Linked DNA regions of Homo sapiens: region 2 is linked to region 1. Evidence: read pairs that join two places in POLR2A ChIA-PET (ENCODE). Cell type or tissue: GM12878. All regions are shown on one strand. Each heading gives the region's core, and the rest is flanking DNA. Links, peaks and the distances in the headings are about the cores only. Region 1 overlaps RBM47 (RNA binding motif protein 47). Region 2 overlaps RBM47 (RNA binding motif protein 47).

What was found. ChIA-PET counts read pairs that join two places held together with the same protein. Peaks named below come from ENCODE experiments on the same cell type or tissue, not always from the same donor. Only the 100,000 strongest peaks of a DNase experiment are listed, where the experiment ranks them.
Region 2: POLR2A ChIA-PET joins it to region 1 with 5 read pairs; 8 of 35 experiments call an interaction of 5 or more read pairs at or near these places.

What each region holds. Positions count from the first base shown.
Region 1 is chr4:40,449,176-40,464,359 of GRCh38, forward strand. The region is part of intron 3 of RBM47 (RNA binding motif protein 47); the gene reads right to left. Among named protein-coding and RNA genes, the nearest start is that of RBM47-AS1, 31 kb to the left of the region's middle. In GM12878, for the core only: a CTCF peak has its summit at 13,357; a DNase peak (open chromatin) is centred at 13,416; H3K27ac peaks cover 1,904 bases.
Region 2 is chr4:40,527,937-40,543,120 of GRCh38, forward strand. All of the region lies in intron 2 of RBM47 (RNA binding motif protein 47), which reads right to left. Among named protein-coding and RNA genes, the nearest start is that of MIR4802, 33 kb to the left of the region's middle. In GM12878, for the core only: no CTCF peak of the experiment used is centred there; a DNase peak (open chromatin) is centred at 8,320; H3K27ac peaks cover 1,735 bases.

The DNA of each region.
Region 1 (15,184 bases), core at 6,820-14,819:
AACAATAAGCCGAAGACTTTGAAACACGGGCTCTTTTTTTCTATCACAGGCAGGGACCTCTTGCTACTGAAAAGCATGGCCCTTGGGGCACATAAACATCTCTCCTTGACTCTCCTTTCTTTAGGTAAAATCCTGGGAGGTTGAAGATACAAGGGAATAATGACATTCCGGGCCATGCCTTCTGCCCACCCCTCGCTCATCTGAGAAAGCGTTCATTCATAATGGGTCTTAATTGTGTTGATGATTGTACAGATTTTGTTATGTCAAAGCACATCATTCAATGAATGCTTGTGTATGATAAACAGATGCAAAGCCAAGAGGCTCAATTTTCCCAGACGTTTCTATCAACACACACCTGAGAATGCGGCCTTTTGCTGTGGGTTCTCAGGGAGGCCTGCTGTGTACTACAAGACGGCTGAAGCCACCCTCCCGAAAGGGGTGGAGTGGGGAGATTTTCTGCAGGGGTTTGGCAGCACACAAATACCAGTTAGGAAACTATTATCTTGTTCCCTTTATTTATTTAGACGGAATCTCATTCTGTCGCCCAGGCTGGAGTGCAGTGGCGCCATCTCAGCTCACTGAAGCCTCCACCGCCCGGGTTCAAGTGATTCTCCTGCCTCAGCCTCCGGAGTAGTTAGGACTACAGGCATGCACCACCACGCCCAGCTAAGTTTTGTACTTTTTTTAGTAGAGATGAGGATTCACCATGTTGGCCAGCCTGGTCTCGAACTCCTGGCCTCAAATGATCCGCCTGCCTTGGCCTCCTAAAGTGCTGGTTTTATAGGTGTGAGCCACCGCACCTGGCCTTGTTCCCTTTAAATAAGCATTACTTACACTTTGTCTCTAAAGGTTGATGGGGTAATGCTGAAACCAACAAAAATGAAACTCACAAATTCAGCACACATATGCCTCCCGGGCCAACGTTTTTCCAATCCATGAACAAACAGTAGGAGGGACTTCTAGTTTCACTCCTTACCTTGGCTCCTTTGACCTAAGCCTTTGAGGGATCTGGCAAGGAACAGAAAGGCCGACTGGCAGACACCAGAAAGGAAAAGGAAGGAGAAGCCACAGTGGCTTCTATCATTTAACACTAGCTTGAATTCATACAGTGTTTTGCAATTTATAAAATTCTTTCAGGCTGGGCAAGGTGGCTAACGCCTATAATTCCAGCACTTTGGGAGGCTGAGGCGGCCTGATCACCTGAGTTGAGGAGTTTGAGACCAGCCTGGCCAACATAGTGAAACTCTGTCTCTACTGAAAAAAAAAAAATATAAAACTTAGCCAGGCGTGGTGGCATGCACCTGTAGTCCCAGCTATTTGGGAGGCTGAGGCAGAAGAATTGCTTGAACCTGGGAGGCGGAGGTTGCAGTGAGCCAAGATCGCACCAATGCACTCCAGCCTGGGTGACACACAAGACTCTGTCTCAAAAAAGAAAAAAAAAAATTATTTCACATATATTATCTAATTTCATAAAATCCCAGAATTTGAGCTGCTCAGGGAATATAGGTGTTCTCTAACCCAGGGTTTTTGAACCTCAGCCCTATTGATATTTGTGATAATTCTATGTTATGAGGGGCTGTCTTGTGTGTTTTCAGATGTTTCATAACATCCCTGTCCTCTACCCACTAGATGCAAAAGCCCCCTACCTCCACAATGTTGTGACAACCAGAAATGTCTCCAGACATTGCAAATCTGGGGGCAGGGGGTGCGCATAAAATTGCTTTCTGTCGAGAATTACTGGTGGAGTCTATCTTGGAGCTGTGTAATATGATTATATACTGGCACACATGGTAGGTACTTTTTAAATAGAGAAGAAGTTGTTATTTTCTACAGCCCTCCCTCAACATGGGCCTGGTGTCTTGATCTGGCTCTTACGAATAGTCAAGGCTGGCCGGGCACAGTGGCTCACGCCTGTAATCCCAGCACTTTGTGAGGTTGAGGTGGGAGGATCGCTGGAGCCCAGGAGTTCGAGACCAGCCTGGGCAGCATGGCAAGGCGCAGTAGCTACCAAAAAAAAAAAAAAAAAAAAAAGTCAAGGCTATCAAGACTGAGAAACGTGCAACATTTTTCAAGGGTTTGAGGTAAGTGTCTCTGTGATACAATAATACTCATTTAATTTGGTTGAAACACTATCAATTTAATTTTCAGACAAAACAACAGCTACCATAAAGGCTTGTTAAGAATGGTTCTGTTGTCTAATTGACTTGTCATCACAGCAAACTTGACAGGCCTGGGTCATAGAAACATCACTGCCGAAATCAGTCTAAAGCATCCAACTGTCTCATTTAAATTCCGACCCCGCTGCTACATGGACACATGAGAACTGCTGACAATCTGGTTTTTAAGACTTGGGCTGTTTTCAAATGTCATTACTGGTTTCTTCAATAATGCAATAACCCTTACTTAAAATTTACAGTTTTTTTTTAAAGACATACTATGAACAATCACTGAAAATGGGCTTCTGGGATACAGTCAATTCACTGGTACTAAAGTCAGCATCTGTACAGGTCTGTAGGCAAAAGGCAATGATGTGGTAAAATAAATGATTAAACAATATTTGCATATGAATTGATTCATTCCCTCGCTCATTCAAACACTAATTGAGCACTGGCTGCGTATGAGGCTGTGCTAGATGCTTGGGGATACAGTGGTGGCTACTGCATGTTCCTTGGAGTTCACAGTCTGGCAAGGGTAGATGAAGAAGGAAGGGGAGGCCAGGAACAGTGGCTCATGCCTGTAATCCCAGCACTTTGGGAGGCCAAGGCGGGCAGATTGCCTGAGGTCAGGAGTTCGAGACCAGCCTGGCCAACATGGCAAAACCCTGTCTCTACTAAAAATACAAAAATTAGCCGGGTGTGGTGGCATGTGCCTGTAGTCTCAGCTACTTGGGAGGGTGAGGCAGGAGAATTGCTTGAACCCAGGAGGTAGAGGCTGCAATGAGCCGAGATCATGCCACTGCACTCCAGCCTGGGCAACAGAGCGAGACTCCATCTCAAAAAAAAAAAAAAGAAGGAAAGGGAGGAGACAGAGCAGAGGGAACATTATGAGCAAAGGTGGGCATTTGCAAAAATGCTGGAATGGTCTCAAATAGCTGAAATGTAGGAGGTGGATATGGGGCAGAAGATGAGGCTCAAAAAGAAAATGAAACCAGATTGTGAAGGGTCTAAGTCTCTCACTTTCTGTGGTAGACAGTGGAGAGCCACGAAGCTTTAGCCATGACTAGGAAGTTCAGGCTGAGTCCTCAGTGAAAGAATGAGTAGCTCTTGCACCAGGAGTTTTATTTATTCAGAGGAATAGAAACGATTTTATAAATTTGTTTATGAAGTATTCTGCTAAGCAAGCAGGAGGCCTGAGTAGTGTTTATAAGGGGACAAGAGACCGAAAACTCAGGAATTAAAAGCACGAGATAAACCTGAAGTTCTGTATCTTGTCAGCCTTAGTCTAGCGTCCGCCAGGTCAAATCTACCGTCTATTATAAACATCCGCCTTTTCATAATACATAACACTACTGCAGTTTTTTTTTAAGCCTTTTTTCTACAATTAGAATGTAAACTTTGAGAGAGCAGAATTTATGTCTCTTCTTGGTTATCATAAACTCCTCAAAGCTTGACACTTAAAAGACAATAAATATTTGTCAAATAATTAAATGGACTGTGATTTCCTTCTTTTTTTTTTTTTTTTTTTTTAAGACAGAGTCTGACTCTGTCACCCAGACTGGAGTGCAGTGGCTTGATCTTGGCTCACTGCAAACTCCACTTCCCGGGTTCAAGCAGTTCTCCTGCCTCAGCCTCCCGAGTAGCTGGAACTACAGGCACCCACCACTGCACCCAGCTAATTTTTGTATTTTTAGAGACGGGGTTTCACCATGTTGGCCAGGATGGTCTCGAGCTCCTGACCTTGTGATCTGCCCGCCTCAGCCTCCCAAAGTTCTGGGATTACAGGCTTGAGCCACTGTACCCGGCCCATTTCCTTCTTAATAACATAATTAATAGCGATAAATACTTAAAGATTACTTATTTTTGTACAAGGCACTGTGCTAGAAATGGGTGGGAGGGAACATAAAAAACCATATAAGATTGTTCAGCCCTAGGAGGTCACAAAACTTCCTTCAACAAACATTGATTGAGTGCCAAAATGAAGACAGTGGCTTAGTAAAGTGCACAAGCAAGGATGGACTGTGGGCCAAGACAGACTTCAGGGAATAAGCCAGCTATCACATGTAGCCGAGGATTGAAAATCTGCACATTTCTTGTTTAATTATATTTAGAGACAGATGGAAATTATGCAGCAGTAGAAGTTCTACTTATCCTCTTACACTTAGAACTAATTATGTTATCATATGCCATGTTATTGCCAATGCAATACACAATGATGTTAAATAATTGATTAAGATGATGAAGATGAACTCCATTTTATTGAACATCTTTATGAGTGAGACCTTCTGCTGACTGTCAGCAGTTAGCACCATGAGAGAATTTCAGAGGAGGATACTGTCCCACCCCATGTCTAGTATTTCTGGAGAAGTGGCTGGAGAGTGTATTTCACTTACATGCTAAGAACAGAGCAGCGCTAAAAGAGAATAGCCAGCTTAAATGCAATCCTCCCTACAGGGAAGGAGATGAATTAGAAATAATCTCTCTTGTTCTTTGCTCTCAGAGGTCAAATTTTTTTTTTTAAAAAAAGAAAGAAATAATCTCTCCAAGAGTTTCCTTAATGTATGGTTTTAAAACTCCCAAGTTAATGATAGTTAACTATTTTTTTGAACACGTATGTGTAATTTGATTTCTCATGACATTTCTATGAGTGGAAATTTTAAATGTGGGCTCTAGAGTACGGGGTAGACGCCTGCTGGAGACCTGCACATTTGACTCCCTGGCTGTTTTAATAAAGTTTTGTTGGCACATAATCCACAGCCATTCGTTTACATATAGTCTGTGGCTGCATTTATGGGGACGGTGGCAGAGTTGAGTTAAGTAGCAGCAGAGATGATACGGCCTATGAAATCTAAAGTGTTTACTGTCTGGACCTTTACTGCAAACATTTGCCAACCTCTGCTCTAAAGTCAGATTTCCTGGGTTTGAGCCCTAGCTCTTCAGCTGTGTAGCTGTGTGACACATTGGTAAACTAACTATTTAAAATCCTGATTCCTCATTATCGTCACCTGCAAAATGAGACTAGTAATAATTATCGCTATCTCAAAGCATCACTGTGAGGAATAAATGAGATAGCCAAGGGCTTAGAATGAAGCTAAGTAAGGGTGTGATCAGTGTTAGCTATTAGTGCCCCCTTTTAATTTTTTTATTATTTATTTATTTACTTATTTTTATTCATTTATTTTTTGAGATGGAGTCTCACTCTGTCACCCAGGTTGGAGTGCAGTGGCACCATCTCAGCTCACTGCAATCTCCGCCTCCTGGGTTCAAGCGAATCCTGCCTCAGCCTCTCGAGTAGCTGGGACTATAGACAAGTGCCGCCATGCCCGGGTAATTTTTTTGTATCTTTAGTACAGACAGGGTTTTGCCATGTTGGCCAGGCTGGTCTCGACCTCCTGACCTCAGGTGATCCGCCCACCTCAGCCTCCCAAAGTGCTGAAATTATGTGGTGGCTCACGCCTGGCCATACTGCCCCTTTTTAAAGATCAGGAGATTGAGGGTATCAAATAACTTGACCCAACTTACAGAATTGAAATGTAGGTCAATCTGATGACAAAGCCAAAGCTCTTTCTACCATGATACTCATTCTTTGCTACTTACTTACTTACAGCAGGTTTAGCAATAGCCAGTGTTAACAGGATAAGACCACGATTGGTGAGAAATGGACATTGGCTGATAGAGTGGAAGGAATTTCCAGTACAGACACATGGTAAAGTTGTTGGGAAATCATTACTTTCTACCATCCCCATCGCTTCCCCTCTGCACTCTCCCCACCACTCTTCTAAGCTTTCAAAGAGTTCTGCAAACTGTCCCATAGCCTATTTCTGGCTCTTTGTAAAGGAGTTAACATATTCAAACTATGTTTTTAGACTTAAAAACCTATGGAATTAAATTCTTAAATGGAAATGTTGAAGGACTAGAATTCACGTAATCGCAATGTTCAAGTGAGAACATGGGACTGTGATGAGGCAGTGATTCCACGCCCAGGCTCTGGAGCCAGACTGCCTCGCTTCCTATCTCTTGACTGTACTACTTGAAAAACAAATGCCATCACACAAGTCACTTTCTCTCCTTGAGCCTCAGCTTCACCATCTATAAAATGGTGATAATATTATCATTAACATTGTTGGGAGGATTAAAAAGTACCTGGCTGGTTGGGCGTGGTGGCTGAAGCCTATAATCCCAGCACTTTGGGAGGCTGAGGTGAGAAGCTTGCTTGAGCTCAGGAGTTCCAGACCAGTCTGGGCAACATAGTGAGACCCTGTCTCTACAAAAAATACAAAAATTAGCCAGGTGTGGTGGCTCCAGCTACTCAGGAGGCGGAGGTGGGAGGATTGCTTCAGCCTAGGAGGTTAAGGCTGCAATGAGCCGTGATTGCATCACTGCACTCCGGTCTGAGCAACAGAGGGTAACCCTGCCTCATAGCAAACAAACAAAAAGAAACAAAAAAGAAAAAAGTACCTGGCTACAGTAAATGCTCAAGGCCCTTTGTTATTATTTCAGATGGTCAAGAATAAATGTTTTTCAAGGATCTTCTTTTTGTAGACAACTGTGTAGTCACAGTTTAGAGTCGTTAATTATCTGCCTGGCAAGATACTTTTTAAAATTAAAATGTAAAGAACCTGAGGGGATTCACTCCCAAATGTTTATGGACAAACTGAAAGGGCATTTACACAGATATTACCTTCTACATTTATGTGAGAAAGTGCTTTAAGACACTGTACATGTGAAATGTGTAGTTATAATGGCTACTACTATGTTCTCTTTTATATTTTCTAATTATGTAAGTATTATGTTCTTTTTATCACTACTTTGTATTCCTGCACGGGAGCTTTGTGCCTACCCATTGAATGTAGTAGGCCCTAAATATTGCCTGTTAACTAATTATGGTGTCATATACCATGTTAAAATTAAAATATTACAATTACTGAAGCAGGTTTAAGAGAGAAACCCGGGCATAATATTCTTAGAAAAACTTTATGTGCCAGAAGTTGAATATATGAACTGGTAGTTTGATGCATGATTACTTTTTAATTATAAAAGTCATCTTTAATTGCAAAAAATTCATAATAGTGTTCTTTTAGATAGGAAATTTCCTGTGTTGTTAAGAATATGATTCAAGTTACTGAGAATTTATAGATATATATTTCCTGTACATACTATTCCTATATATCTATATATACCAACAATACTATACAAAAGTATTAGTCCCATTTTCTTTTTTTTTTTTCTTTTCTTTTTTCTTTTTTTTTTTTTTTTGAGACAAGGGCTCTGTCACCCAGGCTGGGGTGCAGTGGCATGATCACGGCTCACTGCAGCCTCAACTTCTCAGGCTCAAGCAATCCTCCTACCTCGACCTCTCAGGCTCAAGGGATCCTCTCACCTCAGCCTCTCAAGTTGCTGGGACTACAGGTCCTCACCACCACGCCTGGCTAATTTTTTATTTTTTTGTAGAGATGAGGTCTCACCACGTTGCCTAAAGTTGTTCTCAAACTCCTGGGCTCAAGCAATCCTCCTGCCTCGGCCTCCCAAAGTGCTGGGATTAAAGGCGTGAGCCAACACGCCCGGCCAGCCTCATTTTCTTGATGGAGAAACTGAGAAGGAGGGCGATCATGTGCTTACTTCAAAATCACAATTAGATAATGGCAAATTTGTGATTGTAATTTTATAAAGATGCCTTATCTTTGGGGTGATACTTTATAATTTAACTTCTTTTTGGCAGTAGAGTTGTTTTATATCCAAAACCAAACCAAACCCAGAGAGTCCAAATATAAAAGATAGAATTTTAAAAAATTTTAAAATTTGTGGGGGTCGGGCGTGGTGGCTCACGCCTGTAATCCCAGCACTTTTGGAGGCCAAGTGGAGCGGATCACCTGAGATCAGGAGTTCAAGACCAGCCTGGCCAACATGGTGAAATCCCATCTCTACTAAAAAATACAAAAATTAGCCGGGCGTGGTGGCCTGGTGCCTGTAATCCCAACTACTTGGGAGGCTGAGACAGGGAGAATCACTTGAACCCAGGAGGCAGAGATTGCAGTGAGCCAAGATAGTGCCACTGCACTCCAGCCTGGGTGACAGAGTGAGACTCCATCTCAAAAAAAAAAAAAAAACAAAAAAAAGGCATTTTAAAATTTGTGTGTAAAAGGCTGTTTACTCAGGGTGGAATGTAGTGACACGATCTCAGCTCACTGCAACCTCCACCTCCCAGGTTCAAGTGATTTTCGTGCCTCAGCCTGGGATTACAGGTGCATACCACCACGCCCAGCTAATTTTTTTTTGTATTTTTAGTACAGACAGGGTTTCACCATGCTGGCCAGGCTGGTCTTGAACTCCTAACGTCAAGTGATCCACTGGCCTTAGCCTCCCAAAGTGCTGGGATTAGAGGCATGAGTCACTGTGCCCAGCCAAGGGTATTTTTCATTCGTTAAACTTCTTAAATTTTACTATCACATTGGGGATTAAGTTTAAAAAAATTTTCTTAAATTTATGCTCAAACAGATTTAGAAAGTGAACTTTTTGCTGGGTGTGCTGTCCTAGCACTTTGGGAAGCTGAGGTAGGTGGATCACCTGAGCCTTGGAGTTTGAGACCAACCTGGGCAACATAATGAGACCCCACCTCTAATAAAGTCAAATAAAATTAAATAAAACAAAATAAAACAAAATGAAAGTGAACGTTCCCAAACATAAACTTACAGTCATTATAATGGTGTGTGAATGCTAGTCTTCTCCTCCTAATTTGAAACTATATTAGTAGTTTGCAAGTAGTAGTTATATAGTAACAGTATGGTCTATTATTACTGTGTTATATTACACATGAATACATGTACAATATGCACCTTCTGGTGGTATGTCAAATAGTAGTATACAAAAATAACATAGGTCTTTTTGTAAAACAAATGACAAATTGCCTGTCCTGAAACAAAGGCTCTGAAACAGACTGACATAGTCAAACATTAGCTTCAGTTTTAGGTGTGACCTTCTGCTTTTATTTGGTGAACATTAGTCATTTCAGTTGCAACTAGGAAACAATATCTGCTACTATAGAAAAAAACAGATCCTGATTATGTTGATGTCATGTTCATTGACCAGTTATCTCAAGGCAATAATTATAGTAGAATAGCATTCGCCCAGGAATACTCTCAACATTGAAAAAGTCATGAGTTAAAATACTTTCTTCTATAAATGTTTAAGTTTAATGTGGGGTATTTTGGAAGCTAAAAATATTTTCAAAATCAACTATATTTATGACAATATGACCATAGTAGGCTGTTTATGAGAAAATATAAAAAAGGAAGTGAACTTTCTGGTGGGGGATCACTTAAAGACAAAATGCATTAAATACAACTTTAATCCAGAAAATATGTGTTCTTTTTATTCATTGCATTGTTTCAATGTTGTTCCACCTTTCCAGCTCTGGTGATAATTGTTTTTTTTTCCCCCTTTTCTTTTCTTCCTTTTTTGGGTACACAGTGAAAAACAAAAAAAGATAGCTTAAAAAACAGGTCCTTCTGCAAACATACGGCGAAGGTTAAACTCTAATACCCCATGGCTTGTTTACTTTAAAAATTTGGAAAAGTAAGCACCATGAGTTCATTGATATGAGTAGGAACCTGCGTCATCCTGTGGTATTTGTGAATATTGTGGGCTCTTTTATCAATTTCATTTGTTTCTAAGTCTTTCCAAAGAACTCTATTAGAAATGAGACCATCTGAGACAGGTCCTTTAACACAGAAAAAGTAAAATTCGCCTTCTATTATGAAGTGATTTTAGATATTAAAGGCTCTTTCCACTTCTTTATGCATTGTTTGAAATGTCTTAGAAAAGTTAAAACAATAGTGTTTATAGTTTATTTTATTAGCTACACTTGAAGCATCTCAAAGGCAGTGATGCTTATTTTATCCCCAGTGCCTGGCACTGAATGAATGTTTGAATAAAAGAATGAATGGATAGAAGAATGAATGAATGTGCACTGTCTTTTGCAAGAAACATGGTAGGACAAAGCTACAAAAAGAGTTTCCTTTTATAACTAACATCCACCAAATTGCTTTGGACATTTTTTTCACGTATCTATTTACTAAGTTTTGTGGGAGAGCCGTGCATGGGGGTGCATGCCTGAAATCCCAGCTACTGGGGAGGGTGAGGTGGGAGGATTGCTTGAGCCTAGGAGTTCAAGGCTGCATTGAGCTATGATTGTGCCACTGCACTCCAGCCTGGGCAACAGAGCAAGACCCTATCTCTAAAAAAAATTAATAATAAAAATAATTTAAAAAAACTTTTGTGGTTTACCTGCATATAGAACTGGGTACAAATAGTCATACCCAGGTACTATCTGGTGGTATTTCTGCATGGCCGAAAGGAGCCCATCAGAGAATGAATAGGCCAGCTTTGGTACAGGAGTTGGCATTTCTTTCTTTCTTCTTTCTTTTTTTGAGACAGAGTTTCATTCTTGTTGCTAAGGCTGGTGTGCAATAGTGTAATGGCGCTATCTTGGCTCACCACAGCCTCTGCCTCCGCCTCCCAGGTTCAAGCAATTCTCCTGCCTCAGCCTCCCGGGTAGCTGGGATTATAGGCATGTGCCACCATGCCTATAGCTAATTTTGTATTTTTAGTAGAGACGGGGTTTCACCACGTTGGTCAGGCTGGTCTCAAATTCCCAACCTCAGGTGATCCACCCGCCTCGGCCTCTCAAAGTGCTGGGATTACAGGCCTGAGCCACCACGCCTGGCCAGGAGCTGGCATTTCTAACACATGCCCAGGCATCAGGAATGTCACATGGAAAAGCCACACCAACCCCTAATGGATTATATTGAATGCCAATGTTAATATCCCTTGAGCCGTCTTGGTAAAGTAGGTACTGGCCAGGGAGCTATAAAATTTCCATCACTGTTTTTTTTTTTTTTCTTTTTTCTTTTGGCCTTAACTGATATGCTTAGCTTCTGCTATACTGTCTCAGGAATTCGGTAGAGATTTTATGCCACAAGGAAATAGGCACATAAATGAGGCCTGCCCATGAAGGCAGTTTTTAATCACTCTTTTATCTGAAGGTATTTTGAGAGGCTGCTTATTACAGTGCTTGAGCTCGAGCTCCTGCATGCCAGAGCTCAACCGCTTGAGTTCAATACCATTTATTAACTGTGTGACTTCAGGTGAGTGACTTACTCTCCCAAGCTTCAGTTCACTCAACTGGAAAATGGGAATAGACCGGGTGTGGTGGCTCACGCCTGTAATCCCAGCTACTTGGGAGGCTGAGGCAGGACAATTGCTTGAACCAGGAAGGTGAAGGTTGCAGTGAGGTGAGATTGTGCCACTGCACTCCAGAGAGGCTGAGGCAGGTGGATCACCTGAGGTCAGGAGTCCAGGACCAGCCTGGCCCACATAGCAAAACCCCATCTCTACTAAAAATACAAAAGTTAGTCAGGCATGGTGGCAGGCGCCTGTAGTCCCAGCTACTCGGGACGCTGAGGCAGGACAATCTCTTGAACCCCAGAGGCAGGTGTTGCAGTGAGCCAAGATCGCACCACTGCACTCCAGCCTGGGTGACAGAGTTAAGACTCTGTCTCAAAAAAAAAAAAAAAAAAAAAGATACTTATTAAAAGAAGAAGGAAGAGAAGGAAAATCAGTTTTCCCAGTCTCTATAATTAAACTAGGCAGTTAGAGACAATTGGAAATTCTTACAAATTTAAATAAAAAGCACAACTACATTAATTAAAGAAACTCAAGAAATATGCACTTAAATTAAGAATGGAAATGAACAGAAAATACATATCTAGAGTTTCACTGAACCTAGAGTATTTAAAATGAAAAATTCAGGTGTCAGGAAATTTATGATTTCCCAGGTCTACTAAACTCCTGGAACAATTGTTGGCATTTAATTGCTATTCATGTCTCGCGTACTCTGTACTTTCACTGAGTGCACTTGGAGTTAATATTTCAATTAAAAAACTAATACATCAGTAAAAACGCCCAGATTTGAGCTAATCATTTATTCTCAGGCTCACAGGGAAATACTGGATATTCTTCGAGTTAATAAAGTGTGAAATGATTTTAATTATTCAAGGGAAATATAGTATACCAGTCTTGCAAATGGTTTTTTTAGACAGCATGGTCTGTCTTATCCCATCCTACATCAGAAAATTTAATTGGCTTAGTTATTTCCTCTTTCCCAAATCCCTTTTTATGGCAAAGAGAAAATGAGGACCTACAGCAGCCCACGTTGCTGAGGACCTAAACCAGTCCCTGTGAAAACCAAAACAGGGATGGGCTGGATTTCAGTTTGTTTCTCATAGGTTCCGAAGTCAGAGTTTTAAAAGATTTAACAGGCTGGGCACAGTGGCTCATGCCTGTAATCCCAGCACTTTGGAAGGCTGAGATGGGCGGATCACCTGAGGTCAGGAGTTCAAGACCAGCTATGGCTAACATGGAGAAACCCTGTCTGTACTAAAACAGAAATACAAAAATTAGTCGGGCATGGTGGCAGGCGCCTGTAATCCCAACTACTCGAGAGGCTGAGGTAGGAGAATCGCTTGAACCTGGGAGGCAGAGGTTGCAGTGAGCCAAGATCGCACCATTGTACTCCAGCCTGGGTGACAAGAGTGAAAACTCCGTCTCAAAAAAAAAAAAAAAAGATTTAACATTAATTTATTTGGAATTTGGACAGCCAACTGCCAATGTCAAGCATTCCAATGTTGAGAGCCTAATACAGAATCTTGTTCATGTGGGGAGACCTCTGAGACCCTGAGTTGCATTAGCATGGCACTACTGTCATCTCCAAGCCCGTCAGAGAACAGCGCCCGTCCAGTGCAGACATTTGAAGCTAGGCGAGGCGGGTTACACAGCCTGGGGAGTCTTTGTACTTTTCAATATTCTCCAAGGGAAGTCTAGACAGGCTTCACATTTTGTTAAGTACAGCTAGGTTCTGTCCACAATAAAACAGAACTAGGACAACTGTTTTGGAAACATAGTTAGCACATAATTGTAGCTAATTTAGTTTTTTTCTCTGAAGCAGCATGAAAAGAAATTTGTTTTTGTACAAAAGATGTTTTTATCTTCTATAGCCCACAATTCCCAACAACAGAGTGTCCTCTCTCCTTCCCTCTGCTGCAAATATATGCACCTACATAACACCCACATGCACGTTTTTTTCTAGCCTAAGCCACTATCTACCCCTGCTGTTCTCTTTTTGGGGATTTCTTCAAGCATATTTACAAAACACTTGCTGAGCCCAACTGCCGCCTCACTGCTGTATCCTAGTTACATGAGCCATCAGTTCCCCAAACGCTTGCTTTCACCTGTCTGTTGGGAAACCACCTAAGCCTATACGAGGAAGAAAAATCATTCAGAACAAATGTTGGCTTGAATACTCATGTCGTTTTCTTAACTGCTTGATACAGGCTTTCACCGAGATTTGGTGGGAATCAAAAGTACATCTTTAAAAGAATCCTGGCCTTTACCTTACACTATATATAAAAATAAACTCAAATAGATCAAAGACCTAAATGTAAGAGCTAAAACTATAAGACTTGGAAGAAAATACAGGGGCAAACTTTCATGATACTGGATTTGGCAATGATTTTTTGGACAACCCCAAAAGCACAGCAACAAAAGAAAAAATAGATAAAGTAAACTTAATCGAAATTAATAACTTTTGTGCACCAAAGGACACTGTCAAGAGAGTGAAAAGGCAACCCACAGTGTAGGAGAAAATATGTGCAAATCATGTCTGATAAGGAATTGATATTCAGAACATATAAAGAACTACAACTCAATAACAAAAAGCAAACAAGCTAATTTAAAAATGGTCAAAAAAGTTGAACAGATATTTTTCCAAGGAAGATATACATTATACATCCGCAAAGATATACATTATACATCTGCATTACACATCTGCAAAGACCCTTGAAAAAATAAAGAAGACACACAGATGCCCCTTAAGGACATGAGAAGATGCTCAACATCATTCATCATTAGGGAAATGCAAATCAAAGCCACCATGATATACCGCTTCACACTCACTGTGATGGCAATTATCAAAAAAACAAAACCACAAGTGTTGGTGAGAATGTGGAGAAACTGGAACCCTTGTGCACTGCTGGTGGGAATGTATAATGGTGCAGCTTCTGTGGGAAAAAGTATGGTGGTGCTTCAAAAATATAATCATAATAAACAGAAGTACCACATGAGCCAGCAGCTTCTCCTGATGCACAGTGCAAGAAATGAACATAAGTGGTAATAATAAATATTCAGTGAATGAATGTAGGCCTCACATATCTTTTTCCCATAGAGAGATTGAGGTTGGTAAGTAATAACAGATCTGGTGACACTGTCTTCTACTTTAGAGACCTGATATTGGCTAGAGGTGGGGTAGGTAAAGGGGAGGGAATAGGCTTTTATTAGGTTGGTGCAAAAGTGATTGCAGTTTTTGTCGTTACATTTAATGGCAAAAACTGCAATTACTTTTGCACCAACCTAAATATTTTTTGAGTATCTATAAAAATATTTCTGGTTTTAAAATCTTCCTAAATTGGTAATACAGTTTTTACATGTGCCCTGTGAAACGCACATTGCCATATATGATGCGTGGGGATAGGTGGGAAGGTGGGTAAAATTTGCTGTTTCTGAAAGAGTTGGACAATATCAAGAGCTTTACAGTGTTCATTAGTCAATTCTCATTAGCCCAATGATTCCATTTATAGACATGTATAATCAAATACCCAAGCAAAGATTTACATTCAAATCTGTTTACTGAAGTTCTATTTATAATACAATGCAATGAACATAATAGTATATATTTACACGTAATGTAATAAACACAAATATTCAATGGTATAAAAATGGTCAATAAATCGTGGCATAGCCACAGCTTAGAGTACCTGTTTAATGTTCTCAGCTATTTTAACTTTGCTAAATAATATTTAAAGATATGCGGTAGTCCCCCTTCATCTGAGGAGGACCTGTTCCAAGACCCCCAGTGGATGCCTGAAACCTCTGATAGTAATGAACCCTATATATACTGTTTTTTCCTATACATATTT
Region 2 (15,184 bases), core at 3,402-11,401, 75 kb after region 1:
GAGAAGGGGCCAGAAACTTGTTTTCGTATTTCAAAATTCATACACTTTACTTTAATGGTGCACTGCCCATTAAGTACTAAAAAATCAATTCAACAAATACTTACGAAGTATTTCTTATATATCTAGCACTGGTTAGGTGCACTAAGGTTACAAAATAAATGTAAGCGAAGATTACTGCCCATAGAAATGTTTTGGGCCAGGTGTGGTGGCTCATGCCTGTAATCCCAGCACTTTGGGAGGCCAAGGCGGGCAGATCACAAGGTCAAGAGATCAGGACCATCCTGGCCAAAATGGTGAAACACCATCTCTATTAAAAATACAAAAATTAGTTGGGCGTGGTGGCACGCCTGTAGTCCCAGCTACTTGGGAGGCTGAGGCAGGAGAATCCCTTGAAACCAGGAGGCCGAGGTTGCAGTGAGCTGAGATCGTGCCACTGTACTGCAGCCTGGCGACAGAGTGAGGCTTTTTTAAAAAAAAAACAACAAAAAACCCTTTTGGTCTCTCACTGAGAAAACAAGGCACACACACTAAGCAAATATATTCTTCCTTGCATTGTCATGTAACTACATATCTAAAATGGGAGCCACCGTAATCCTAGCACTTGGGAGACCTGAGGTCAGGAGTTCAAGACCAGCCTGGCCAATATGGTGAAAACCCATCTCTACTAAAAATACAAACCCTAGCCAGGCATGGTGGCATGCACCTGTAATCCCAGCTACTTGGGAGGCAAAGGCAGGAGAATTGCTTGAACCTGGGAGGTGGAGGTTGCAGTGAGCCGAGATCGTGCCACTGCACTCCAGCCTGGGTGACAGAGTAAGTAAGACCCTGTTTCAAAAAGAAAAAAACAAAAACAAAAATTAGCTGGGCATGGTGGCATGCGCCTGTGGCCATAGCTACTTAGGAGGCTAAGGCAGGAGAATGGCGTGAACCCGGGAGGCGGAGCTTGCAGTGAGCCGAGATCCCGCCACTGCACTCCAGCCTGGGCGACAGAGCGAGACTCCGTCTCAAAAAAAAAATAAATAAATAAATAAATAAATAAATAAATAAATAATAAAGAAAGAAATAATAAAACAGGGCCATCTCGTATAACTCTGTAATGGTGGAAAGTTTCTGTATCTTTGCTGCTATCAGGATAGTAGCCAGTAGCCACATATGTCTATTAAGCACTTGAAATGTGCCGCTGGCTACCATATTAAAAATTTTTAATTTTACAGATGTTCCTTGACTTACAATGGGCTACTTTCCATTAACCCCATCATAAGTAAAAAATATCATAAGTCAAAAATGTGGCTGGGCGAGGTGGCTCACGCCTGTAATCCCAACACTTTGGGGAGGCCAAGGTGGGCAGATCACTTGAGGTCAGGAGTTTGAGACCAGATGGGCCAACCATGGCCAACATGGTGAAACCCTGTCTCTACTAAAAATAAAAATTAGCTGGGCATGGTAGCACATGCCTGTAATCCCAGCTACTCAGGAGGCTGAGGCAGGAGAATTACTTGAACCTGGGAGGCAGAAGCTGCAGTGAGCCAAGATCGTGCCACTGCACTCCAGCCTGGGTGACAGAAGGAGACTCTGTCACAAAAAAAAAAAAAAAAAAAAAAAAAAAAGCATCTAAGGCGGGGCATGGTGGCTCACACCTGTAATCCCAGCATTTTGGGAGGCTGAGGTGGGCAGATCACCCGAAGAGCTCGAGACAAGTCTGGCCAACATGGCAAAACCCTCTCTCTACTAAAAATACAAAAATTAGCCAGGTGTGGTGGCACACACCTGTAATCCCAGCTACTTGGGAGGCTGAAACAGGAGAATTGCCTGAACCCGGAAGGCGGAGGTTGCAGTGAGCCGAGATTGTGCCACTGCACTCCAGCCTGGGCAACAAAGCGAGACTCCATCTAAAAAATAATAAATAAATAAATAAATAAATAAATAAATAAATAAATAAATATTAAAATAAAAGTAAATAAACTTCACGATGGATTTTAAGGATATTAGACCCCCTTTTTTTTTTTTTTTTTTTTTTGAGATGGAGTCTCACTCTATCACCCAGGCTGGATTACAGTGGTGTGATCTCGGCTCACTGCAACCTCCGCTTCCCGGGTTCAAGCGATTCTCCTGGCTCAGCCTCCCGATGAGCTGGGATTACAGGCGTGTGCCACCACACCTGGTTAATTTTTGCATTTTTAGTAGAGACGGGGTTTCACCATGTTGGCCAGGCTAGTCTGGAACTCCCGACCTCAGGTGATCCGCCCACCTTGGCCTCTCAAAGTGCTGGGATTACAGGTGTGAGGCACCATGCCTGGACGATCATGAAGTTTAAAAATTCTAGGTGGAGCATCTTCTGTACTTAATTTTAATTAAATTATTATTATTTTTCTTCTTCTTTTTTTCGAGATGGAGTCTCGTTCTGTTGCCCAGGCTGTAGTGCAGTGGTACAATCTTAGCTCACTGCAACCTCCACCTCCTGGTTTCAAGCAATTCTCCTGTCTCACCTCCTAAGTAGCTGGGACTACAGGCACACGCCATCGCACCCAGCTAATTTTTATATTTTTAGTAGAGATAGGGTTTCACTATATTGGCCAGGCTGGTCTTGAACTCCTGACCTGTGATCCACCCGTCTCGGCCTCCCAAAGTGCTGGGATTACAGGCGTGAAGCACCGCGTCCAGCCCTATTTTTCTTCTTTTTAATCTGAATTTAAATAGCCATGTGTGGCTAGGGACTTCCGTACTGGACATCACAGGTCTAAAATAATTATTATAATCTGGATGAAAAATATGTCACATTCATTCTGTCACTTTTCCTTCTTTTGCCTATGGCAAAAACCACTATGATCACAGGACTCTTTTTCCTTTGAACATGGGCAGGCTTTCAGAATTCTCCATGCAAGGCGAGGCACGGTGGCTCACACCTGCCACCCTAGCACCTTGGGAGGCTGAAGTGGGAGGATCCTTGGAGCCCAGGAGTTGGGGACCAGCTTGGGCAACATAGTGAGACCTGTCTCTACAAAAAGCAAACAAAATTAGCTGGGCATGGGGGTGCATGCGTGTAGTCCCAGCTACTCAGAAATTGAGGCAGGAGGACTGTTTGAGCCCTGGAGGTAGAAGCTACAGTGAGCCATGATCGCGGCAGTGCGCTCCAGCCTGGGTGACAGAGTAAGACTCTGGAATAAATAAATAAAATAGAATTCTCTATGCAACCATTGTCAATGGCATGGACTTGGTTTACATAAAACGAAACCTGTTTGCCATTCCCGATGCAGATTAAAAAAGGTGACAAAGGTGACCTGGAGAAGGAAGGAGTTGAGGTGAGCTTCAGATGAGATCGGGAGTGATCAGGGTGGTCTGGCCACAGACTAGCTGAGCTTCAAAGGATAACATCTGGAGAGATAAAGAGGAAAGGACAAAGAGTATGGGGTTCTCTGTATAGAGGAGAGTAGCTGCGAAGGAGCTGAATGGAGCTCCCCTGGTCCTAGGACAAGGAGGATGCTGGCCTGCCAAGCAGAGAGGGTTGGGTTGGGTGTGGTTGGAGATAAGGGGATAGGCGGAAGGGTGGGTCTGGGTTATGACTTTGAAATTCCAGGACACCCTGAGGGTTTCAGAGGAGCCTGGAGAACACATTTTAGAAAGGCAACTCTGATAGCTAGGCACAGATAGGTTGTACAATGGACATGCGCTCAGATACCAGGGTGAAGGCTATGCCAGTAATGATGTGTGTTTTTCCTTTAGGAAAATAAAACTTGTTTATTATGTAAAATGTATAAATGTCAGAAAAGCAGATATAAAAAAATTAAAATCAGATGTCTACCAACCACAGATGACATTTTGATGTGGTTTCTTACAGTTTTTTTCCTCCTTCTCTGGCTAGTGCAGTAATTTAGGAATTAACATTATGACTTGAACTAGGAAGATGGTAGTGCGAATGAAGAGGAAAGGCCGTGAAAGATATCGTTAAGTGAGGCAGGGGGGTGAGGACAAAAGAGAATTAGCTTCCAAAGACAGGAGTTCTAGACCTGGGTATTCTGTGGGGCCTGAACTCCCAGCCTTGGTTTTGCCATACATCAATCTCTCTCTTTTTTTTTTATCTTTTTTTTTTTTTTTGAGATGGAGTCTTGCTCTGTCACCCAGGCTGGAGTGCAGTGGCGCAGTCTCAGTTCACTGCAACCTCTACCTCCTGGGTTCAAGAGATTCTCCTGCCTCAGCCTCTCAAGTAGCTGGGACTACAAGTGGGAGCCACCATGCCCGGCTAATTTTTTGTATTTTTAGTAGAGACGGGGTTTCACTGTGTTAGCCAGGATGGTCTCGATCTCCTGACCTCGTGATCCACCTTCCTCAGCCTCCCAAAATGCTGGGATTACAGACGTGAGTCACCACGCCCGGCATTTTTTTTTTTTTTTTTTTTTTGAGATGGAGTCTTGCTCTGTCACCAGGTTGGAGTGCAGTGGCACGATCTCGGCTCATTACAACCTCCACCTCCTGGGTTCAAGTGATTCCCCTGCCTCAGCCTCCCGAGTAGCTGGGACTACAGGCATGTGCCACCACACCCAGCTAATTTTTTGTATTTTAGTAGAGACAGGGTTTCACCATGTTGGCCAGGATGGTCTTGATCTCCTGACCTCATGATCCACCCGCCTCAGCCTCCCAAAGTGCTGGGATTACAGGCGTGAGCCACCATGCCTGGCCTTTTTAAAAAAAATATTATTCTTTTTCCTTTTTTTTTTCTTTTTAAATATTTTTTTCCATTTTTTTTTTGAGACGCCTGGCCCATACGTCAATGTCTTAACCACTTCTTATTGGAGTCTAATTAAAGGTCAGATGAGATTTTTGAGACCCCCTTCAACTAACGTACAGATATGTCTGTGTATATTTAAAGTGAACATCACATATAAATAGAAGTAGTTGTCATAACACCACACAAGATCCCTTGATCTCTAGGCTATACCAGTAGCTTATAGCCTCTTGCAATCTGCAAAATTTTAGGGGTAGAGTAATTAAACTTTCTATTCTGAGCAGTGTTACAAAGAGGATCTGTAGCTGTAGTTCATGGGACAGGATATGAATGGGGCAGTGTAAACAGAGAATTCACTTTCAGACAGGACTCCACCAAGCAGAAATAGCTTCTTCCTAGGAGCCAAAAGGTTTTCAAAGCCCAATACATCTTTGAAGACTATAAGAAAAACAATAGTAAAAACAGCTGCTAGGGAATACAGATTATGCTCTCTGAGGCCAGATGCAGTGGCTTACACCTGCAATCCCAGCACTCTGGGAGACCAAGGTAGGCGGTTCACCTGAAGTCAGGAGTTCAAGACCAGCCTGGCCAACATGGTGAAACCCCATCTCTACTAAAAATACAAAAATTAGCTGGGTGTGGTGGTGCATGCCTGTAGTCTCAGCTACTTGGGAGGCTGAGGCAGGAGAGTCACTTGAACTCGGGAGGCAGAAGTTGCAGTGAGCTGAGACCGCACCACTGCACTCCAGCCTGGGAAACAGAGCAAGACTCTGTCTCAAAAGAAAAAAAAAAAAAAAGAAGAAGGGAAAAAAAAGCTCTCAGGTAGGAAAGAGCAATACAAAGACATTCATCAGGCCAATAAGCAAAAGTTTACACCAGAGGTTATCTATACATTTTTAAAAAATACTGATTCCTGGGCTCCCCTTCAGACCAATTAAATCAGAGTCTCAGTAAGTGTTGTCTGTGAATTGATTTGTCTTATTTTGTTTTATTTTTTGAGACTGGATCTCAGTCTGTCACCCAGGCTAGAGTGCAGTGGCAAAAACATGGCTCACTATAGCCTCGACTTCCCGGGCTCAAATGATCCTTGCATCCTAGACCCTTGCCACTCCCTCTCCCCAGTAGCTGGGACTACAGGTGCGTGCCACCATGCCTGGTTAATTCTTTTTTTTTTTTGAGATGGAGTTTTACTATTATTGCCCAGGCTGGAGTGCAATGGTGTGATCTCAGCTCACCACAACCTCTGCCTTCCAGGTTAAAGCGATTCTCCTGCCTCAGCCTCCCGAGTGGCTGGGATTACAGGCATGCACCACCACGCCCGGCTAATTCTGTATTTTTAGTAGAGATGTGGTTTCCCCGTGTTGGTCAGGCTGGTCTCAAACTCCCAACCTCAGGTGATCCACATGCCTCGGCCTCCCCAAAGTGCTGGGATTACAGGCATGAGCCACCATGCCTGGCGCCTGGCTAATATTTTTTAATTTATTTTTTTTTTAGAGATGGGGTCTCACTATGTTGCCCAGGCTGGTCTTGAACTCGTGGGCTGAAGTGATTCTTCCACCTCAGCCACCCACAGTGCTGGGATTACAGGCCTGAGCCACCATGCCTAGCCTGGTAATTTTTTAAAATTCACAACATGATTGAAACTTGAAACACAAGAAGATGCCCTGGAGAAAAAACAGTTCAAGGGACAGCAGAGCAGCTGGGATCCACACTGTGCCCTTAGCCACCTGGGTTAAGGGTTACAGCAAGTTCCTTAGTGATGTGGGAGCTAGAGGCCAAAATAGAACCCACCAATACATTTTATAATTGCATATTACACTCCGTATAGCTAAAATTCAGGGTGTAGATTCCATGATTTTCAATGCATCCTTTGGTCATTTTCACTGAACTGTGAGTTAGCGAACTCCTGGGGACCTGGTCAGAATGTCGATGGACATACCTTTTTCTGAGAATCCCTTGGCCCTCTAAGGAGCTGGTAGTTAAAAAATGCAAACTCGGCCGGGTGCGGTGGCTCACGCCTGTAATCCCAGCACTTTGGGAGGCCGAGGCAGGCGGATCACGAGGTCAGCAGATAAAGACCATCCTGGCTAACACGGTGAAACCCCATCTCTACTAAAAATACAAAAAAATTAGCCAGGCATGGTGGCGGGCGCCTGTAGTCTCAGCTACTCTGGAGGCTGAGGCAGGAGAATGGCGTGAACCCGGGAGGCGGAGCTTGCAGTGAGCCGAGATCGTGCCAGTGCACTCCAGCCTGGGCGATGGAGCAAGACTCCGTCTCAGAAAAAAAAAAAAAAAAAAATGCAAACTCGCCTCAGACTGACGTAGGTATGTGAGCCAGCTCTGCCATGCATGAACTGTATGACCTTGTGTGAGTTCCCTGTTGTCTTTTAAGTCTGTTTTCTTATTGACAAAATAGGAATCCTAGCCCCTTCTTTAGAGATTATGGAAGAGATCAAATGAGGCTATACAAGTAAAACTGATAATACAAGTAAAAGACTTCCTTATGCCTGGCATATAGTGAACCCTCAGTAAATGTAAATCATCATTATTTTCTTAAGACCTCTAGGGTTCCTTACAACTCCAATATTTTAAGATTCCAAGAATCACTGATTACACAGGTATAGATGAACAAAAATCAGTGGGTACTGACATGCCTAGACTGAAAGGCCTGGTTTGTGTTCAGCACCTTTTCATACCAGCCTGGTATGGTATTTCTTTTTTTTTTTTTTTTTTTGAGACGGAGCCTTGCTCTGTCACCCAGGCTGGAGTGCAGTGGCACATACCAGCTCACTGCAACCTCCGCCTCCCGGGTTCAAGCGATTCTCCTGCCTCAGCCTCCTGAGTAGCCGGGATTACAGGTGCCCACCACCACGTCTGGCTAATTTTTGTATTTTTTTTTTTCGTTTTTGTTTTTGTATTTTTCAGACGGAGTCTAGCCCTGTCGCCCAGGCTGGAGTGCAGTGGCGAGATCTCGGCTCACTGCAACCTCCACCTCCCGGGGCAAGCGATTCTCCTGCCTCAGTCTACCGAGTAGCTGGGATTACCAGCGCCTGCCACCACCCCCAGCTACTTTTTGTATTTTGAGTAGAGACTGGGTTTCACCATGTTGACCAGGTTGGTCTTGAACTCCTGACCTTATGATCCGCCCACCTTGACCTCTCAAAGTGCTGGGATTACAGGCATGAGCCACCACACCTGGCCTCGTATATATTTTTTTTCCCCCTCATAGAGATGGGGTTTCACCATGTTGGCCAGGCTGGTCTCAAACTCCTGACCTCAGGTGATCCACCCGCCTTGGCCTCCCAGAGTGCTGGGATTACAGGCGTGAGCCACTGCGCCCAGCCTCTGGTATGGTATTTCAATGCCCACTTCATTCTTTGCTTGAGGTGTCACTTGTATTTTGCTGACCTTGTTCTTAGTTTCAAATAACTCATTTATTTTGCAGACATAGAAATTTTGTCATTCTTTATGAAAGCAATGCGGCTGTTCTACTGCTACTTCTTGGCAGGCAACACCTGCATAGAAACCAATGAGCATGGCTGAAGTGAATGTCAGACATTCTATTTCTGTCTGCCCACGGTGCAGCAACCACTGACACACTTGGGGCAACCTGCTTTACCCAAAGTGCAGCCCGGGATGAGGCCCCACCTCAGCAGAACTTTGATGCATGTCTAATGACTGGCTTGGAGACCTTGTTCTTGGAAACTACAGGGCTGACATTTAAGTATCACCCATGAAATTTGCCTCAAGGTTCAACGCTGACATTAGCTACCAATTTCGGCTTCATAACCTTGGAGTATTCTCTTTGCTTTCTAGAGCATTAAATACCATCCTACAAAGCATAAAGCCATTATTGACCTGTTATTCTGCCAAAAGACACATACACTTTGTTGATGCCCACAATTTTCTTTTTCTTCCTCTATGGTAGGTCCAGACCTCTTCCGTTTAGGTAGACAGGCCTCCTTTTGTAGGTAATTGTCTGCTTCCCTGCCATGTTATTGGTTGAGTCATGGCTCATATCCACCTCTCTGCCTTTGCAGTTTTTGGTGTGTGTGTGTGTGTTTTTGTTTTTTTTTTATTGTTGTTGTTGACAGAGTCTCGCTCTGTCATCCAGGCTAGAAAGCAGTGGCATGATCTCAGCTCACTATAACTTCTGCCTCCCAGGTTCAAGCAATTCTCCTGCCTCAGCCTCCTTAGTAGCTGGGATTACAGACAGCTGCCACCACGCCAGGCTAAGTTTTTGTATTTTTAGTAGAGATGAGGGGTTTCACCATGTTGGCCAGGCTGGTCTCAAACTCCTGATCTCAAATGATCTGCGCCCAGCCTGCCTTTTCAGTTTTGAAAATAGGTTATCTTGTTTGGCAAATAGCAAGACATCAAAGAGCACACAGACAAAGTAACTAACCACTAGATCTATGAAACTTTTGCCCACATGAATGAACTAATTTTATTTTATGTTATTTATTTATTTTTGAGACAGGGTCTCACTCTGTTGCCCAGGCTGGAGTGCAGTGGCATAATCATGGCTCACTGCAGCCTTGACCTCATAGGCTCAAGCAATCGTCCCACCTCAGCCTCACAAGTAGCTGGGGCTACAGGGATGCACCACCATGCCCAGCTATTTTTTTTTTCTTAAGACAGCATCTCTCTCTGTCTCCAAGACTGGAGTGTGGTGCCTCCATCTCAGCTCACTGCAGCCTTGACTGAGCCTCCGGGTCAGGAGATCCTCCTGAGTAGCTGGGACTACAGGTGCAAGCCACCACACCTGGCTAATTTTTGTAGAGATAGGGTTTCACCATTGCCCAGGCTGGTCTTGAACCCCTGGGTTCAAGCAATCTGCCTGCCTCAGCCTCCCAAAGTGCTGGGATTCCAGGCGTGAGCCACCATACCTGGCCTAATTTTTAAATTTTTTTGTAGAGACACGATCTCACTGTGTTGCCCAGGCTGATGAACTGATTTTAAAAGGGCAAATCATTAAGTTTGGAATTAGCCTTAAACTCACTGCTCTTACACTCTACCAAAAACCATTTTTCCAAATATCTGTTTGGGTCCAGAAAGCAGATCTCAGCAACATCTTAGCTTTTACAGGAAGGCTTTGTGATGAAGTCACTGGTTGTCTGTATTCACCATGGGCTAAATGTAAATTCGGCGCAATTACTCTGACAAGTCTTTTTTTTCCTTCTTTTTTTTTTTTTAGATGCGATGTCACTGTTTTGCCCAGACTAGAGTGCAGTGGCACAATCATAAATCACAGCTCACTGCAGCCTTGAACTCCTGGACTCAAGTGGTCCTCATGCCTCAGCCTCCCAAGTAGCTAGGACTACAGGCGTGTGCGTGTGCCACCATGCCCAGCTACATCAAGTCTTGGAAAGTTCTTCAGTCTGCATCATAGTGGTAATTATACATTTATGTTTATAAACAGCAAAGGACTTCAGGGTTACTTTTGCATAAGTTTTCAATACCAGCAGGCTCCATACCTAAATTAACACTGACGTCAAATTTGATCAGAGATCAGGCAGAAGGAAAGAAAAGGGAGAGGTCCAGACAAGAGGGTAGTGAATATACTCCCTGGCAAATCTGGATACAGATGAGAAAAGGGATCCAGTAACTTCTACTGCATTTTCAAATATACCATTACATATGTGAGGTAGGATGCTCTTTTATTGGTATTGTTTTTTTTTTTTTTTTTGAGACAGAGTCTTGCTCTGTCGCCAGGCTGGAGTACAATGGCACGATCTCAGCTCACTGCAACCTCCGCCTCCCGGGTTCAAGCGATTCTCCTGTCCCAGCCTCCCAAGTAGCTGGGACTAGAGGCGCACGTCACCACGGCCAGCTAATTTTTGTATTTTTAGTAGAAACAGGGTTTCACTACGTTGGCCAGGATGGTCTCGATCTTTTGACCTTGTGATCTGCCCGCCTTGGCCTCCCAAAGTGCTGGGATTATAGGTGTAAGCCATGGCGCCCAGGCTTTTTTGTTTTTTGTTTGTTTGTTTGTTTTGAGACGGAGTCTTGCTCTGTTGTCCAGGCTGGAGTGGAGTGGCACAATCTTGGTTCACTGCAGCCTCTGCCTCCTGGGTTCAAGTGATTCTCCTGCCTCAGCCCAAGTAGCTGACATTACAGATGTGCACCACAACACCCAGCTAATTTTTTTGTATTTTTAATAGAGACAGGGTTTCACCATGTTGGCCAGTCAGTTTCGAACTCCTGACCTCAAAAGATCTGCCTGCCTTGGCCTCCCAAAGTGCTGAGATTACAGATGTGAGCCACTGTGCCCAGCCATGTTTCTTATTAACTAAATGTTTAAATGCTCATTCTTAAACTCTGCTGGGGCCAGGATAGTGGTCTGATTTATCTTTGTATCCCTCACACACTTGTTCCAGTATCTTTTATATGATGGTCCTATGTAGATTTAATTTAAATCAAATTAAATTATAGGCCACTTTCCCCTTCTTTGTAGTAAAAAGCTACATTGTACAAAATAAACAGTACCAAGTAATGTGTAATGGAAAAAAAAATCTCTTCCATTTTCAAGTGAAGAAGCAGAAAACTCGTTTTTAGAAGCTGCCTTTTGGGATTGCCTTGAGCAGCCTGGGGTCATTTTGTGACAGTTCCCTACCAGTGGTTGGCCAAGGAAAAGTCAATGTGTTTTAGCTCAGTTGTTTGACCTTTGGGTGTATTTGCTCTTTAGTAAGCATCCCTCATATGGACCACATGAGTTTTACCTGAAGTCTTAACTGGGTTAGAGTCTGCCTTTTTGAAACAACATGATGAGGAGGCCATTTTCCAAAAGGTGTATCTTCTAAGCCAGGCACGGTGACTCGTGCCTGTAATCCCAGCACTTTGGGAGGCCGAGGCAGGTGGATCACCTGAGGTCAGGAGATCGAGACCAGCCTGGCCAACATGGTGAAACACGTCTCTACTAAAAATACAAAAATTAGCCGAGCGTGGTGGCAGGTGCCTATAATCCCAGCTACTCGGGAGGCTGAGGCAGGAGAATCACTTGAACCTGAGAGGCAGAGGTTGCAGTCAACCGAGATTGTGCCACTGCACTCCAGCCTGGGCGACAGAGCAAGACTCTGTCTCAAAAAAAAAAAAAAAAAAAAAAAAAAAAAAGATATATCTTCTAGTAATTATTAGGTTATTAGGATAGGGATTTTAGGAAAATCTATTTCTAAGAGATCTGTGACTTCACTAAATGAGCTACAATTCCAAAATATGAAGAGCCATTTACCAAAGAAACAATGTCTTCACCAGGCCACGTTTTCCTCCTTTTCAAATGCAACTTGCATTTTCAACTTGTGAGTTAAATAATATCTACCTCTTAATTTATTAACTTACTTGGAATGAAAATCTAGGCTATGATTAGTAGGAAAGGGTAAGGACTCCAAATGTTTTACTATTTTTATTTTACTTAAAGTTCCCATCAGGAGCCCTGTGGTATTTCCTCCTCTAATCTTTCCTACAGATCGCCACCATCTAACTTCAGGTGCCATGTTGATCAAGGAAAATATGCTTGCTGTGGCTTGAGAAAAATCAAGGCCCCAATCTAAACACTTTACATGGTATGTCTCAAAACATCACTATGTACCTCATGAGTATGTACAATTATCATTTGTCAATGAAATAAAATAAAATTTAAAAAAGAAATTAACCAAAAGAGAATATAAGAAGGATGTTAAAATTCTTTGTTAAAAATAAACAGGCTGGGCACAGTGGCTCACCCCTGTAATCCCAGCACTTTGGGAGGCCGAGGTGGGAGGATCACCTGAGGTCAGGAGTTCAAGACCAGCCTGACCAACATGGAGAAACCCCATCTCTACTAAAAATACAAAATTAGCCAGGCATGGTGGCGCATGCCTGTAATCCCAGCTACTCAAGAGGCTGAGGCAGGAGAATTGCTTGAAGCCAGGAGGCGGAGGTTGCAGTGAGTCAAGATCACGCCATTGACTCCAGCCTAGGTAACAGGAGTGAAACTCTGTCTCAAAAAAAAAAAAAAATAATAATAATAATAATAATAATAATAAATGGGGAATAATGGGGAAAAAACCCTACTATTTTTTTCCTTATAGAACTATATAGGTTTTTTTCTCCTTCAGTTGGGTTTTTTAATTTATATATTTTATTTATTTATTTATTTATTTGGTTTTTTTAATCAGCTAACTTTAAGATTCATTATTTACATTTTGCCAGGAATTTTTCCATATAACCTAAATGTCAAGCTTATTGATATAAATCATATATAATATCCTCATTCTATTCTTTGTATTGTGAAATAAGCTCTATATAAGGTCATAAAACAAATAAACATCTCAAAGAAAGTCAGGAAATGACCTGGACTTTTTTTGAATCAAGCCAGGCACAGTGGGTCACACTTGCAATCCCAGCACTACGGGAGGCTACGACAAGCGGATCGCTTGAGCCCAGGAGTTCAAGACCAGCCTGGGAAACATGGCGAGACCTCATCTCTATAAAAAATTAAAAATTAGCTGGGCCCAGCTACTCACGAGGCTGAGGAGGGAGAATTGCTTGAGCCCAGGAGTTCGAGGCTGCAGTGAGCCCTGATTGCACCACTGCATTCCAGCCTAGGTGACCGAGCAAGATTCTCTCAAAAAAAAAAAAAAAAAATCGCATCAAATTTACTCATAACTAAGAAATCAGCAAGCTTGAGAAGGCCAGTTCCATGGAATTAGGGTTCCTTTTGTGTATACATGAACATGTGTAAATTTCTGCATCCGTCAGTTCAGTAACTGGCCAAAGGGCGCCAGCTCAGCAGTACTCTTGATAGAAAATGTCAACACTGCTGGGTGTGGTGGCTCACGCCTGTAATCCCAGCACTTTGGGCGGCAGAGGTGGGTGGATTCCCTGAGGTCAGGAGTTCGAGACCAGCCTGGCCAACATGGTGAAAACCCCATCTTTACTAAAAATACAACAAATTAGCCGGTGTGGTGGCGCATGCCTATAATCCCAGCTAGTCGGGAGGCTGAGGCACGAGAATTGTTTGAACCCGGGAGGCGGAGGTTGCAATGAGCCGAGATGGCACCACTGCACTCCAACTTGGGCAACAAGAGCAAAACTCTGTCTCAAAAAAAAAAAGAAAAAGAAAAAGAAAATGTCAACACAGAGCACTAAGGTTTGAAACCTGAGAATCTCACACGTTCAAAGCACAAGTAGAGTCAAGTAGCTGGTTCAAGTAGCTGCCTCTGTTCATTCTATTTAAAGCATTATTTTTTAAATCCTGCCCTTGGTGGGAGAATCGTACACATACATTGACTATGTCGATGATCACCTTTCCTGGATGCCATCAAGGATGCAGAGACAAAGAAATGTGGACACATTGTCTGTGAAAACCACCTCTTACTAGAAGCTGATTACCTTCCTTGGGGAGGTAGGTGAGGTAAATTAAGAACATAGATTTGGGGAGAATTCAAAGGATTAGCAGGGGAGCAATACTTGGGCTCTAACTCTAGGGAATAATGCTGATACACAAGGTAAGATTTCTGTCTGAACCACAAAAACAAAAAAATCTGATCATCAGTCTGAAATCAATCTCTTTAAGAGGTTTTAAAGATTCTTCCAGAAATTTGACTAAGTTTTCATTTTACAAGAGACACCTGTTCTCTGAAGCCTCTCCCTCTCCCTTTCCCTTTCCCCCCATAGCTCATGCTATTCCTTGACCCCAACACTCTCTCCATACTGGGCCCCTGCAAAGGCTGTTTAATGTAGCCACTGCCGCCTGTCTCCAATCCCCCTCTGCCTATCCTCCAGGTCTCAGTTAGAATGCCATTCAAACTCCAAGCAACCTTCCCAATAGTCACCTCCTGACTCAGATTATGTTAGGTCCTCTTGTTTTTATTTATTTATTTTTTCGAGATAGGGTCTTGCTCTGTTGCCCTGGCTAGACTGCAGTGATGCAATCTTGGCTCACTGTAGCCTCAACCTCCCAGGCCTAAGCAATTCTCTCACTGCAGCCTCCCAAGTAGCTGGGACTATGGGTGCGTGCCAGCATACCCAGCTAATTTTTTATTTTCCAGTAGAGAATGGGATGACAATTTTTAAATTTTTGTAGAGACAGGTCTCATTATGTTGCCCAGGTTGGTCTTGAACTCCTGAGCTCAAGTGATCCTCTCACCCTGGCCTCCCTATGTGCTGGGATTGCAGGCGTGAGCCACTCTGGCTAGCTTAGGTTTTCTTGTTTTAGACTCTTAACTCCTTACAGTTCTTCATCAGCCCACTCATTACTCTGTTAATGTATTATTTAATATCTTCTGTGACTACTAAAGTAGCCCTGTGGGGACAGCAATCCTTTCTGTCCTAATTACTTCTTAATTATGCTACATCTAGCACAGAGCCTAGCACAGAGCCTGGCACATAGCAGGTGCTCAAAAAATGTTTGTTAATGGATTTACTTGTATCCCTACAGATCATGTACTATCACCTATAGGGTCTCATAACATGGAGGTTTTG